Regions from separate parts of the Homo sapiens genome. Here region 2 is linked to region 1. A link is an interaction called in ENCODE POLR2A ChIA-PET data of the cell type or tissue named here. Cell type or tissue: OCI-LY7. All regions are shown on one strand. Links, peaks and the distances in the headings refer to the core of each region. The heading gives the core; the rest is flanking DNA. Region 1 overlaps PIP4K2A (phosphatidylinositol-5-phosphate 4-kinase type 2 alpha). Region 2 overlaps MLLT10 (MLLT10 histone lysine methyltransferase DOT1L cofactor).

The links. Peaks named below come from ENCODE experiments on the same cell type or tissue, not always from the same donor. Only the 100,000 strongest peaks of a DNase experiment are listed, where the experiment ranks them.
Region 2: POLR2A ChIA-PET joins it to region 1 with 13 read pairs; 1 of 35 experiments calls an interaction of 5 or more read pairs at or near these places.

Annotation. Positions count from the first base shown.
Region 1 is chr10:22,612,341-22,618,673 of GRCh38, reverse strand. All of the region lies in intron 1 of PIP4K2A (phosphatidylinositol-5-phosphate 4-kinase type 2 alpha), which reads left to right. Among named protein-coding and RNA genes, the nearest start is that of PIP4K2A, 99 kb to the left of the region's middle. RefSeq lists a silencer at 1-234 and enhancers at 2,465-2,704, 2,735-2,784, 2,835-2,904, 2,644-3,212. In OCI-LY7, for the core only: no CTCF peak of the experiment used is centred there; a DNase peak (open chromatin) is centred at 2,763; H3K4me3 peaks cover 1,608 bases; H3K27ac peaks cover 2,149 bases.
Region 2 is chr10:21,699,706-21,706,038 of GRCh38, reverse strand. All of the region lies in intron 13 of MLLT10 (MLLT10 histone lysine methyltransferase DOT1L cofactor), which reads right to left. Among named protein-coding and RNA genes, the nearest start is that of MLLT10, 170 kb to the right of the region's middle. In OCI-LY7, for the core only: no CTCF peak of the experiment used is centred there; DNase peaks (open chromatin) are centred at 3,008 and 3,268; H3K4me3 peaks cover 1,193 bases; H3K27ac peaks cover 1,478 bases.

The DNA of each region.
Region 1 (6,333 bases), core at 1,095-5,094:
ATAAATTGTGTGCAGATAGCTCTGGAGAGAGAAGAGCATGGTGTGGAGGGGATTGTGCAATGTGATGGCCTTTTTTAGGTGACATTATGGAAAATATTTTCTTAGCAATGCACCTGAGGTCATTTTTTAAACCTTTGTGGAGAACAAGTGAAAGTTCTGATCACAACTGCAGGGCCCTTCTGTTTGCGGGACAGGGACAAAACAAGTCAGAACTTCCAGCTGTGAGTCACTTCAATAGCTCTGGATACCCTCAACTCTTATCTCTTAATAGTCCTAATTTTAGTTCTCTGTTCATTCACTTCTTAAAGCGAATGAACCTCAGGGCAGAAATTGTTCAAAGTCATTTGTTTGGTGGAAGGAATCCTTGTGTGCTTTATCAGCCACAGAGTCACAAAGGAATTTTGTTTTCTTAGGATGAGTCCAGTAAGTGGAAAGTATCTATTTTAAGATACTGATAGGAAGGGATGTGGGGAAAGAGAGGAGAGATTTTTATCTGTAATGTTGAACTCATATCACATTTTAGGTCGTGAACCTAGCGAGCATCCATTTGTAGAAGCCAGAAGCAATTGCAAAACTTGCAGAGTCTAGGGAATCTGGTATGACATATTTATTGTTTGATTTCCCTATGAAATTAATTACAGTAGTATCTAGAATAGTCATCATATCAAGTTATGCGTTACACTTCTTCCTGTTGGGCCCTCATTGATCTTGAACCCTTTGTGCTTAGCTCGCTCTGGTTATTTTTGTTATTGAATTATGTTTTAAAATAGGCCCTCATATTTAAGTAGTAGAAATGTATCTTGGGAGATAAAGTGAGCCCTTTTTCAATCTGTGTCTTGAGATTTTTGAGGAGGGATGCACGGGCCTTTCAAGATAATTCCCAACCCACTCTCGACATCTCCTGTCTTCCCCCATGCTCATGCTGCCATGAAATAGCTCCCCCTCCAGGCCCCCTGCCACTTCCGCCAGCCTTTATACCCAACAGGGGCTCCACACAAGGGGTGCTTCCTGTTTCATCTCAATATGTCATAATTTGTAGGGAATTGTCTTCATTATAATCAGATTAAGTATCTCAGTGTCTCCTCTACATGTGAGAGGCTTTTTTGGTACTTTTTGCATATTCTTGGCTGAATGAAAACCAATTACTAATTATGTATTAGTCTGAGAACATAGTGTTTAGGGTGAATATATCTGAATTAATTAAGTGCCATTAATAATGCCTCTCAGGATTTATGAGCATATTCTTTGCTTGACTTAAAAATGATATAAATTAGTGAGGTTTATTTTTTAAATGTCACACTGTGAGATGGCTTTGTGGGGACACCCCTGTATGCCGTAATTTCAGAACCGTTACCAGCTGGGTCTCACTTATTTATTCCTTGTCCAGTAGCTATTTAGTATTCCCATTTTTGCAGCTTAATTGCAACCTCTCTTTTCCTGCCAGTGTGAATTTAGTCTTACATCTGCAGGAGTGATACTCATTGCAGTCAGCCAGTCTCACACGAAAAAACAAACCTGTGTGTTTTGCAGTGTTGGAGGGAACTTGCATGTGATGTAAATGTCAATGCCTTGCTCAGGAGAGGAATCAAGGTACCTTTTCTGAGTTGGGCTATATAGTAATTTAAAAGGAAAGGCCCACATAAATGTTACTGTGTTTTGTGTTAATTATATTTTTCATGAAGGAAACTGAGACAATTGGCTTTAATAAATAATTGGCTTAGAAGTAGATTTTACATCCTTCAAGGATATTGTGTATGATTCATTAAGATTTAATGGAGCTTTGAGGAGTATTTATTTTCCCTTTTTTAAAATGACAAGAAATGTTAGATGACAACTTTTCAGTCACACAGTTCTTTCCAGATTTACATTGTGCTATTATACCACAGCTGGTGTAATTGTAGTAGCCCATGGTACATATTCAGTTAAGTGTGTATTTTATCATCTGCCCTAAACATGTACTTAATTACTTTTTTTTTTTAAATAAGGAATCTTTTAGAAGTTTTTTTGAACACAATGAAGACTTAAATTTCAGGCAGATATCTTATGAAGTTGCTAGGAATCTTATCTCACTGGCTGTTAGGAATTTGAAAGTATCTTGGGCTCAGCCAGTCCAGCTCCCTGAATTTTATATTCCAGGTAACTCATGTGAGTTATGTTGGCAGAAGATTTAAGATTGGACTGAGTTCCAGGTACAGCTCTACTGTTTAATAGCTTGGGCCTTTTCTAATCTCACTAAGCCTCAATTTCCTTATCTGTGTAATGGGCATGATAATAGCACCTCTACCCCCTTGGGTTGTAAAGATCAGATAAGATACTGTGTGTGGAGTGCCTCACGTGGGTCTTGGCACATGTGCACCTAGCATGAGCCGTAAGGTTAGTGCCAAGTGTGGCAGTGAGTTAGGGTAAAGCTGAGCCAAGCCTGAGGAGCTCTCCCCGGCTTCCTCCCTCTCCCTGCCACATGTCAGCTCCCCCTCTGCTCTCTCCCCTGCCCCCACTCTTGAGTCATACCATAATCAGGGACATTTTGGCGCTCTGCACTAGCCCTCTCCGCCCCGTTTGACCCTGTTTCTATTGATGCAGACAACAAAGCTGCTTTATTTTATGTCATCTTTGGAGCCCCAGCATGGGCAGCTTTGATGCCCAATGGCCGGGCAGCAAGGCAGTGCAGACCCACACCTGCAATTTGGGGGTGACTGGCACGGCATAAACAGGAACAAGAAGTCCGGCATAAACAGGAACAAGAAGTCGCTCCCAGGATGCCCTGGGGCCCCAGGCTCCAGCCACTCTGTGTGGGGCGGGGAATTTCTAATACACTTGTTTTACAGGCCTGTGAGTGTGACCAGCAGTACAGAGAGAACTATACTGTGTTTGCCAAAGGGGATTGACAACCATTAAGTATTTGACAACCATTAAGTGTAAAGTGATATTGCTCTTTTGCTGTGAGAATTTTATTGAATATTTGCAACCTGAAGGAACCTTAAAGGTGGCCTGTATGTGATAGTATAACTGGTGCTTTCACTTTGTTCAGCTAACCTAAGAAAATTTTAATAAACTCAAAAACCACTTTCATCTTCATGAATTAAAAACTGTTTGGATTTCACAATATATGCTTATTCCTATAAAGGGTGTATGATTCTTTCCTTCAAAACAGTAATGGTTAACACAAATCTTTCTGTTTCCTTTATGAACATTATGTAACATATAGATAGAACTATATGTGTGCGTGTTCCCAATATAAGTATCTTAGAAAAGTGTCAATTCTTTGTATAAAAAATACTGATGAAAGGACAGGTGGGATGGTTCATGCCTGTGATTCCAACACTTTGAGAGGCTGAGGCAAGAGGATCTGTTGAGCCCAGGCAACATAGCAAGACCTTGTCACCACAAAAAAATTTTTAAAATTAGCCATGCATGGTGGTGTGCGCCTGTAGTCCCAGCTCTCAGAAGACTGAGGCAGGAGGACTGCTTGAGCCTGGGAGTTCAAGACTGCAGTTGGCCATGATCATGCCCCTGCACTCCAGCCTGAGCAACCCTATCTTTTAAAAAAAAAATCCTGATAATAAGTGTAAAATAATGATGATAAACCACTGTTAGTTATCAATTTTAGGGTAGATCATATAGAATGGTTGGTCTAGGTAGGATGCCAAACTAATAATTTAAAGTTTTCTAAAACTGGAGACTTTGAAACCCAAGAATCTTTATTTTGAAATCTGAAAGTTCACAGCCCAGAGCGCTATATAAAATATTGAAGTTAACAAATAGGATTAACTCAGCCTTCTTCAATCTGGGAGCTCATTGCCATTACCTGCATTTGCACCAAAATTTGAACTAGAGACAAGCAATATATTTTAGTTTGGGTAAGAGCAAAGTAACAGGCTAAAGGAGAGAGTTTTTCAGGAAGTTAAATGTCTTTTCAGTTATTAAGCAGCTCTGCAAGTAATCCATTTCAGTAAAACTGACGAATGATCGCTAAGCCTCATATACAACACAATAAAATGTGTTGTAGAAAAAATAATATAGAGGCTCATGGGTACACTATTGAAAAAATAGTTTACTAATTAAAAGCTTCTCTTTTAAGTAGTAGATCCTCTGTTTTGTGAAGTGTTTGTTTACAAGTCATTAAATCTAGCTACCACCTGACGAAGAAGTTTTCTGGGGGGAATCCGGAGGGGAAATAAAGCCAAAAGCAATGTGATGCAAATGTAAAGAATGAAAGGCCACCTGGAAGAAAGATAAAGTAGCCATAAAGTAGCTGTCAGATCTAACTCAGTATCCTGCCGCACTACTCAATTATGAAGGTATAGATACTGCTGTACCAGGACATATTACAATCTGCAAAATGAGAGGTTAGACTATATGATCTCCGAAATTCTCTTTTAATTTCAGCATCTTATGATTCCATGTAAACCATTTGATTTTTCTTCTTGTCTCATTTCTTGTCTTCTTAGATAAAGAGGACCAAACATTCTCTACCTCTTGGGGTAGTCTGGTTTTGGAAGATGGGGAATAGCTAAAAGTTTGTGTTTCCCTGACATTTAAATGACACAGTAGTCAGAACTCTCCGTCCCTCAAGGGCCATGTAGGGCTGCACTCCTTCCAAGAAGCCCGTCACCCACACCCGTGACCACGGGCTCCTGCTCTGTGCTTCTGTGGCACTTGTTGTCTGGCTTCAGCATTTCTTCTGTGCTGCTTGGTATTTTACTACATGTGAAGGTCTTGCACCATCGACTACAGTGGAAAACTCCTTACAGTCAGGGATCTTGTTTTGTACTGACTTTCCATTTCCAAGTGATGGTCCTGGAACTCCTTTCCCCTTTATGTCACACTCAGCCAGCAAACACCCTCCATCCTGAAGAACGCCTGTCATCCTGTCTCTGCACCTGCACCCTGGGGTTGAGCTCTGCCAGAATGAGGAATGTCATCCACAAGTTCACTTGGTTCCTGTACGTGAACCATCACAAACTGTGGATGACGCTCAGCTCTGCCCGGAAGCCCAGCCTCCTGTCTCTATTTAAACTTGTCCATCCACATTCTGCAGTCCCCTTTTTAAGCTCTCTGTGTTCTCTTTAACCTTTGAAGTCCTCAGCCTGCTTCTCACTCTTAGCAGGTGGCCATGGCCCTAATCCCCAGAGAAAATAGGAGCCAGTGGTCGGGAGCCCCATCTTCCCTCCATCAGTTCTGCTCCCTCCCCATGACACCTATCTCTTTTCCCTCCTGTGAACAGGAAAGTCGCTTCCCTCCTCAGAGCCTCTCCTTCCTGCATGCCTGAATCCCATCCCCTCCCACTTTCTCGAGAAGTGCTACGGAATGTCCCTTCTCTGTCAGGTCCTCCCTCTGTCCCTCATCCCTCTTCATCTCGCTCCTGTCCTTCCCTGCCAGGCTCCTTAGAAATCAGCCCTGTGCAGTGCCAGCATTTCCTTAACTCAACTTAGTCTGGGTTCCATTGCTACACTCCACCGAAACAACTCTGCCAAGGTTGCCAAGGACCTCCTGTGCCGTTCAATCTGGCTGACATTTCCCAGTCCCTGCCTTCTCAAAAGCATCATGATCATCCCATAGCATGTTTGAACCCCCTTTTCCCTTCACTCCCATTGGGTGGCCCTGTGCTTTTTCACTTCCTGCCTCGATGGCAGTTTTCCCCTTTCTCATCCTCTTCTCCAGGCTTGGAAACATTCCCGTTCTTGAAGACTGCTTCTCCGCCTTCCTCCCCATCACACCGGCCCCTCTCCAGGTTACCTCATCCACTCCTCTGGGGAGCTAATGTCTGATGCACAGATACACACATTTTTATCTCTTGCCCCTGCTGCCCCTGGGAACTTCAGACCCACCTGTCCACGGCCTACCTGACATTGACACTTAGATGTCCCAAGAGCGCATGAAGTTTAACAAGCTCAAAACTGAACTCTTCTCTTAAGATGCATTGTGCCAGTCGTTGGACCCACCAGCTTCCCCCGCATGCATGCAGCATTCCCTCCATCTTTCCCTACATTTCTAGTCTGTCATCATCAAGCCCCATAGATTTCAGCACTTCAGCATGCCGGAGTCTCTCTGCTTCTTTCGTTTCTGCTGCCGCCTCCGCCCTCTGCTGAGCTGCTCTCCTCTGTCTGGTGCAATTCTACAGCAGCCGCTTCCCGGTGCTCCTGGGCCTGTTGTTCATCCCTTTCATGCCACGCACCTTGTCTATTTCTGCACTGTTTTCCCATTAACAGTGTCCCCTCCTCTCTAGGACTCGCCTTCTTCCTGGAAGCCCTGTCCACCTGCCCTCTCCTTTCTCCACGAGCCATTGCTGCCCAGGGAAGCCTCACATGCCTCCCCCATCTGGCCTGGGCCTTT
Region 2 (6,333 bases), core at 1,345-5,344, 910 kb after region 1:
GGGAAGCAAGGCAGCCTGCTTGGCCAGGAGCCAAGAGAGGCTCCCTAATGCAGGGAAAGAACAGGTTAGAGACCCTCAGCTGTCAACATTCCCACATGGACTTCTGCAATCCTAGCCATGGGAGAGCTCCTAGATCCTTTCAGGCTCTGAAATAAACATAAGGAACTGCGAGGAGATTGTGTTGACAGCACAGCCACAGGGAGGATGCTTATGCTGTATCCCATACATGTTCTAAGACCTAAGCAGCAACAGCAAAGCACCATCTTAAGAGTCTTGTACCCAACAGGCTACACACTGTCCTAGGGCCCAGCAGCGCTAGGACTAAGGCCAAGAGATACACCAGCTACTGCTCCCAGGGTGGAGGCGTGAATGAGCAAAGTGTGGGCTACTGCACACAGGGCTGAGATGTGGGGAACCACTGCTAGGGCTGATGCATGAGTGTTCCCCATCTGCTGGCCTACACTTGCCTCCACTAACATGGCCCTGGGCTCTCCAGTGACAGGGCAACGGTGTGACCAATGCTGCCCCGGCTACCTGAACATTCTGCTGGTGACTTAGGGATCACCCTGCCCCTGCCTACCATGACTGGTACCTGCAAATACCATCAGGGGGCCTGAGGACAAGCCCACCAACCCAGCTTTGCCCCACCCTCAGCCCATGCCAGAGCACACAAGTCTGGAGTACAGGGGACTGCCCAGCGCAATCCAACATCATTAGCACCTGAACACTTGTCCTGGGGATCTGAGGTTAGGCCTACCCACCCTGCTGCTACTGCCACAGCTGGCACCTATCTGCATGTACCATCTGTAGGTCTGGAGACTGGCCTGCCCAGTCCACTGTAGCCACCACCAATACAAGTGCACTCTTCCTGGGATCCAGAGGGTTGACCCACCACTGCCACCGTCTTCGCACACCACACTGGCTGGCTGCAGACCCGAGAACCGTCCAACCTACAGAGCCAACTGCTACCACTACTGGCATCTGAGGAAGTATGGGCCTCCACCTCGAGGCACAAGAATCAGCCTACCTGGACCCACTAACACCAGTACCAGCATATGCCACCCTGGGCCCAAGGTGAGGCATGCTTGGTCCACGACTGAGGTGCAAAGGCTGGTCTACTTGGCATCCTAGTCCCCAGCAAAACTTCACCACTGCCTCCACTAATAATTGCACCCTAAACCACTGAGAAAAATCATAGCCACTGCTGATACTGTTTAAGCCAAATAAATCATCCAGAGATTACATGACTGCACACATCCAGAATCACAACTACGGTGCCTACCCAAGCAACACCATAGATATATCTTCAATAAAATGTTCTCCCCTATGAAAGCAAATTCAAAAAAATTGGGAGAAGCTATTATCACATCAGATGCACAGATATCAACATATACAGGAAACATTAAAAAGCCAAAAAAAAAAAAAAAGCGAGAGAGAGACACCTCCAAAGGGCACACAATAATTCCGTAGGAACACATACCATTAAAAAGTTTTTAAAAATATTGGAAAAATAATTCAAAATTTTAATACTAAAGAAGCTATGTGCGATACAAAATAATTCTGAAAATACAAAGAAATCAGAATGGTTATTCAGGACATGAATAATATGAATAATAAATTAATTATTTATTTTTATTCTGTAATTCAGTAATAATTATATATATATATATATATATATATAGAGAGAGAGAGAGAGAGAGAGAGAGAGAATTTAAAAAGAACAAAACAGAGGCTGGGCACAGTGGCTCATGCCTGTAATCCCAGCACTTTGGGAGGCCAAGGCTGGCAGATCACTTGAGTACAGGACTGCAACATCAGCCTGGCCAACACGGCAAAACCTCATCTCTACAAAAATACAAAAGTCAGCCAGGTGTGGTGGTACCTGCCTGTAATCACAGCTACTTAGGAGGCTGAAGCAGGAGAATCACTTGAACCTAGGGGGCAGAGGCTGCAGTAAACTGGGGTCACTTTAGCCTGGGCAACAGAGCAACACTCCATCAAAAAAAAAAAAAAAAAAAAAAACAAAAAACAATCGAAATCCAAAATGTATTCAGAAGTTTCAACAATAGACTAGATCAAGCAGAAGAAATTCACAACTTGAAGCCAGTCTTTTGAAATAACCCAGTCAAAACACAGTGACCAATAATATGGAAAATCAACTCAACAAAATACTAGATTAAAACTTCCCAGGTCTGGGCCGGGTGCGATGGCTCACACCTGTAATCCCAGCACTTTGGGAGGCTGAGGCGGGCGGATCACAAAGTCAGAAGTTCGAGACCAGCCTGATCAACATGGTGAAACCCTGTCTCTACTAAAAACACAAAAATTAGCCGGGTGGTAGTGGTGCACACCTGTAATCCCAGCTACTCGGAAGGCTGAGGCAGAAGAATTGCTTGAGCCTGGCAGGCTGAGGTTGCAGTGAGCGGAGATCGCGCCACTGCACTCCAGCCTGGGTGACAAAGCGAGACTCTGTCTCAAAAAAAAAGAACTTCCCAGGTCTAGCAAGAGATACAGACATCCAGATAGAGGAGGCTCTAAGATCCCTAAAAACAATGCAAAAAGGTCTTCTCTACGGCACATTTTACTCAGGTTGTCTAAAGACAAAGACAAAGAATTCTAAAAACAAGAGAAAGGTATCCAGTCACCTATAAAAGACCCCCCCATCAGACTAACAGATTTCTCAGCAGAAATCTTACAGTCAACATAGAAGGGGATGATATATTCAAAAGTGCTGAAAGGAAAAAAAAAAAACTTTCAGCCAAGGATATTACATACAGCAAAATTATCCTTCATAAATGAAGGAGAAATAAAGTCTTCTCCAGACAAGCAAAAGCTGAGGAAATTCATCACCATTAGACCACCCTACACGAAATGCTCAAGGGAATTCTAAACCTGGAAGCAAAAGGATGACATTTGCCACCATGAAAACATACAAAAGTACAAAACTCACTGGAGTAAAGCAAATACACAAAGTAAGAAGAAAGAGAAAGGACTCAAACCACCCCTACAGAAAACCACAAAACCACAACGACAAAAAGAAAGGAAAAGAAAGAATATACAAAACAACTAGAAAACAATAGGACAAAAACAAAACCTCACATATCAATAATAACCTTAAATGTAATGGATTAAATTCTCCACTTACAAGATATCAACTAGGTGAATGAATTAAAAAACAAGGTCCAACTACTTATTGCCCACAAAAAACACACTTCACCTGTAAGGATGCATACAGATGGAAAGTAAAGGTATGAAAAAAGATATTTTATGCAAAGGGAAACCACAGGAAGTAAGCAGGAGTAGCTATACTTACATCAGATAAAAGAGACTTTAAGAAAAAAAAAACTGTAAAAAAGATTAGGTCATTATATAACGACAAAGGGATAACCAGCAAGAGGATATAACAATTCTAAATATATATGCACCAAACTGGAAAATTCAGATTCAGAAAGCAAATATTACTAAACCTAAAGAGAGGGATAAACTCCAATACAATAATAGTGAGAGACTTCAACAACCCACTCTCAACATTAGATAGATCACTGGCACAGAAAATCAAAAAACGAACACTGGACTCCAACTAGACTTTAGACCAAATGGACCTAACAGACATTTACAAAACATTTTATCCAACAACTGCTCTCATCAGCATATGGAACATTCTCCAGGACAGACCGTATGTCAGGACACAAAACAAATCTTTAAAAATCAAAATCATATCAAGAATCTTCTCAATTTACAATGGAATAAAATTAAAAATCAACACAAAGAGGAACTTAGGAAACTATACAAATACATAAAAATTAAATAACATAGCCAGGCACAGTGGCTCACGCCTGTAATCCCAGCACTTTGGGCAGCTGAGGTGGGCGGATCACAAGGTCAAGAGATTGAGATCATCCTGGCCAACATGGTGAAATCCCGTCTCTACTAAAAATACAAAAATTAGCTGGGCATGGTGGTGGGCGCCTGTAGTCCTAGCTACTCGGGAGGCTGAGGCAGGAGAATCACTTGAACCTGGGAAGTGGAGGTTGCCATGAGCTGAGATCAAGCCACTGCACTACAACCTGGCAATACAGTGAGTATCTGTCTCAAAAAAAAGAGAGACGAGACGAGACGAGACGAGAAGAGAAGAGAAGAGAAATAACATAACCAGGTGCGGTGGCTCACGCCTGTAACCCCAGCACTTTGGGAGGCTGAGGCTGGTGGACTGCCTGAGGTCAGGAGTTTGAGACCAGCCTGGCTAACATGGTGAAACCCATCTCTTCTAAAAATATAAAAAAAATTAACCAGGCGTGGTGGTACATGCCTATAGTCCCAGCTACTCAGGAGGCTGAGGCAGGAGAATTGCTGGACCCCAGGAGGCAGAGGTTGCAGCGAGAAGAGATCGCATTACTGCACTCCAGCCTGGGTGACAGAGCAAGACTCCATCTTCAAAATATATATATATTTTTAATAACACAATCCACCACTGTGCCAATGAAGAAATTAAGATGGATATAAAAAAATTTCTTCAAATGAAAATGGAAACGCAACATGCCAAAACCTATGTGATACAGCAAAAACAACACTAAAAAGTTTATAGCAGTAAACATCTACATCAAAAAAGTAGAAAGACTGCAAATAAACAATCTAATGATGCACCTCAAGGAACTAGAAAAGCAAGAACAAATCAAACCCAAAATCAGCAGAAGAAAAGATATAATGAAGATTAGACAGAGACCCCCTCTCCCTCTCAAAAAAAAAAAAAAAAATCAATGAAATGAAAAATTGGTTCTTCAAAAGGTAAACAAAATTGATGAACTGCTAGCTAGACAAGGCAAAAAAAAGAGGTAAGAACCAAATCAGCAAAATCAAAATTGAAAAAGGAGACATTACAACTGATACCACAGAAATATGAAAGACAGCAGAGAATAGTATGAATGCTAACAAATTGGAAAATCTAGAGAAAATTGATGAATTCCAAAAAACATACAACCTACCCAGACTGAATCAGGAAGAAACAGAAACCCTGAACAGACCAACAATGAGTAATGAGACTGAATCAGTAATAAAATGTCTCCCAACCAAAGAAAAGCCTAGGACTGGATAGATTCAATGCTGAATTCTACCAAATGTATACAAAGGAACTAATACCAATCCTCTTCAAACTATTCCAAAAATCCAAGAGAAGGGAATTCTCCTTAACTCATTCTACAAGGCCCTGACCAGTCAAGGATACAACAACATCAAAAAAGGAAACTACAGGTCAATATCCCCAAGAAACATCAATGCAAAAATCCCCAACAAAATGCTAGCAAACCGAATTCAACAAAACATCAAAAGGTAATACACCATGATCAAGTGGGACTCACACTTGGAATGCAAGGATGGTTTAACATAATAGGTATCACATCAATAGAATAAAGGACAAAACCCATATGATCATCTCAGATGCAGAAAAAGCATTTGATAAAATTCAACATCGCTTCATATTAAAAACTCTCAAACTAAGCACAGAAGGACCATTCTGCAAAATAATAAAGGCCATATAGGACAAACTCACAGCTAACATTATACTCAACAGGAAAAAGCTAAAATTTTTCCTCTAAGACCTAAAACAAAACAAGAACACCCACCTTCACAACTCTTATTCAACATAATATTGACAATTCTAACCAGAGCAATCTGGCAACAGAAATAACAGGCATCCAAGTTGACTTCCATACGGAAGTAAAATTCATTACTTTGCAGATTACATGATCTTATATGCAGAAAAACTTAAATACTCCACCAAAAGACTATAAGAACTGATAAATTCAGTAAATTTGGAGGATACAAAATCAACATACAAAAACCAGTACTGTTTCTATATATCAATAATGAAATAGCAAAAAAAGAAATCAAGGCAGCAGTCCTGTTTACTATAGTGTTTAAAAAAAAAAAAAAAAGAATACATTTAACCGAGTAGGTGAAAGATCTCTACAAGAAAAATTACAAAACACTGATGAAAGAAATTGAAAAGGACACAAACAAATTTAAAGACATCCCATGCTCATGAATTGGAAGAATTAGTATCATTAAAATGACCACACTGCCAAAAGCAATCTACAGATGCAATGCAGTCCTTATCAAAATAACATCATTTTTCATAGAAATAGAAAAAACAATTCTAACATTTGTATGGAGCCAAGAAAGAATCAGAATAGCTGAAGTAATCCTGAGCAAAAGAACAAAGCTGGAGTCATCATGCTACGTCACTTCAAAATATATTACAAAGCTACAGTAATCAAAAAAGCATGGTATTGGTATAAAAACAGATACCAATGAAACAGAATAGAGAACCCAGCAATA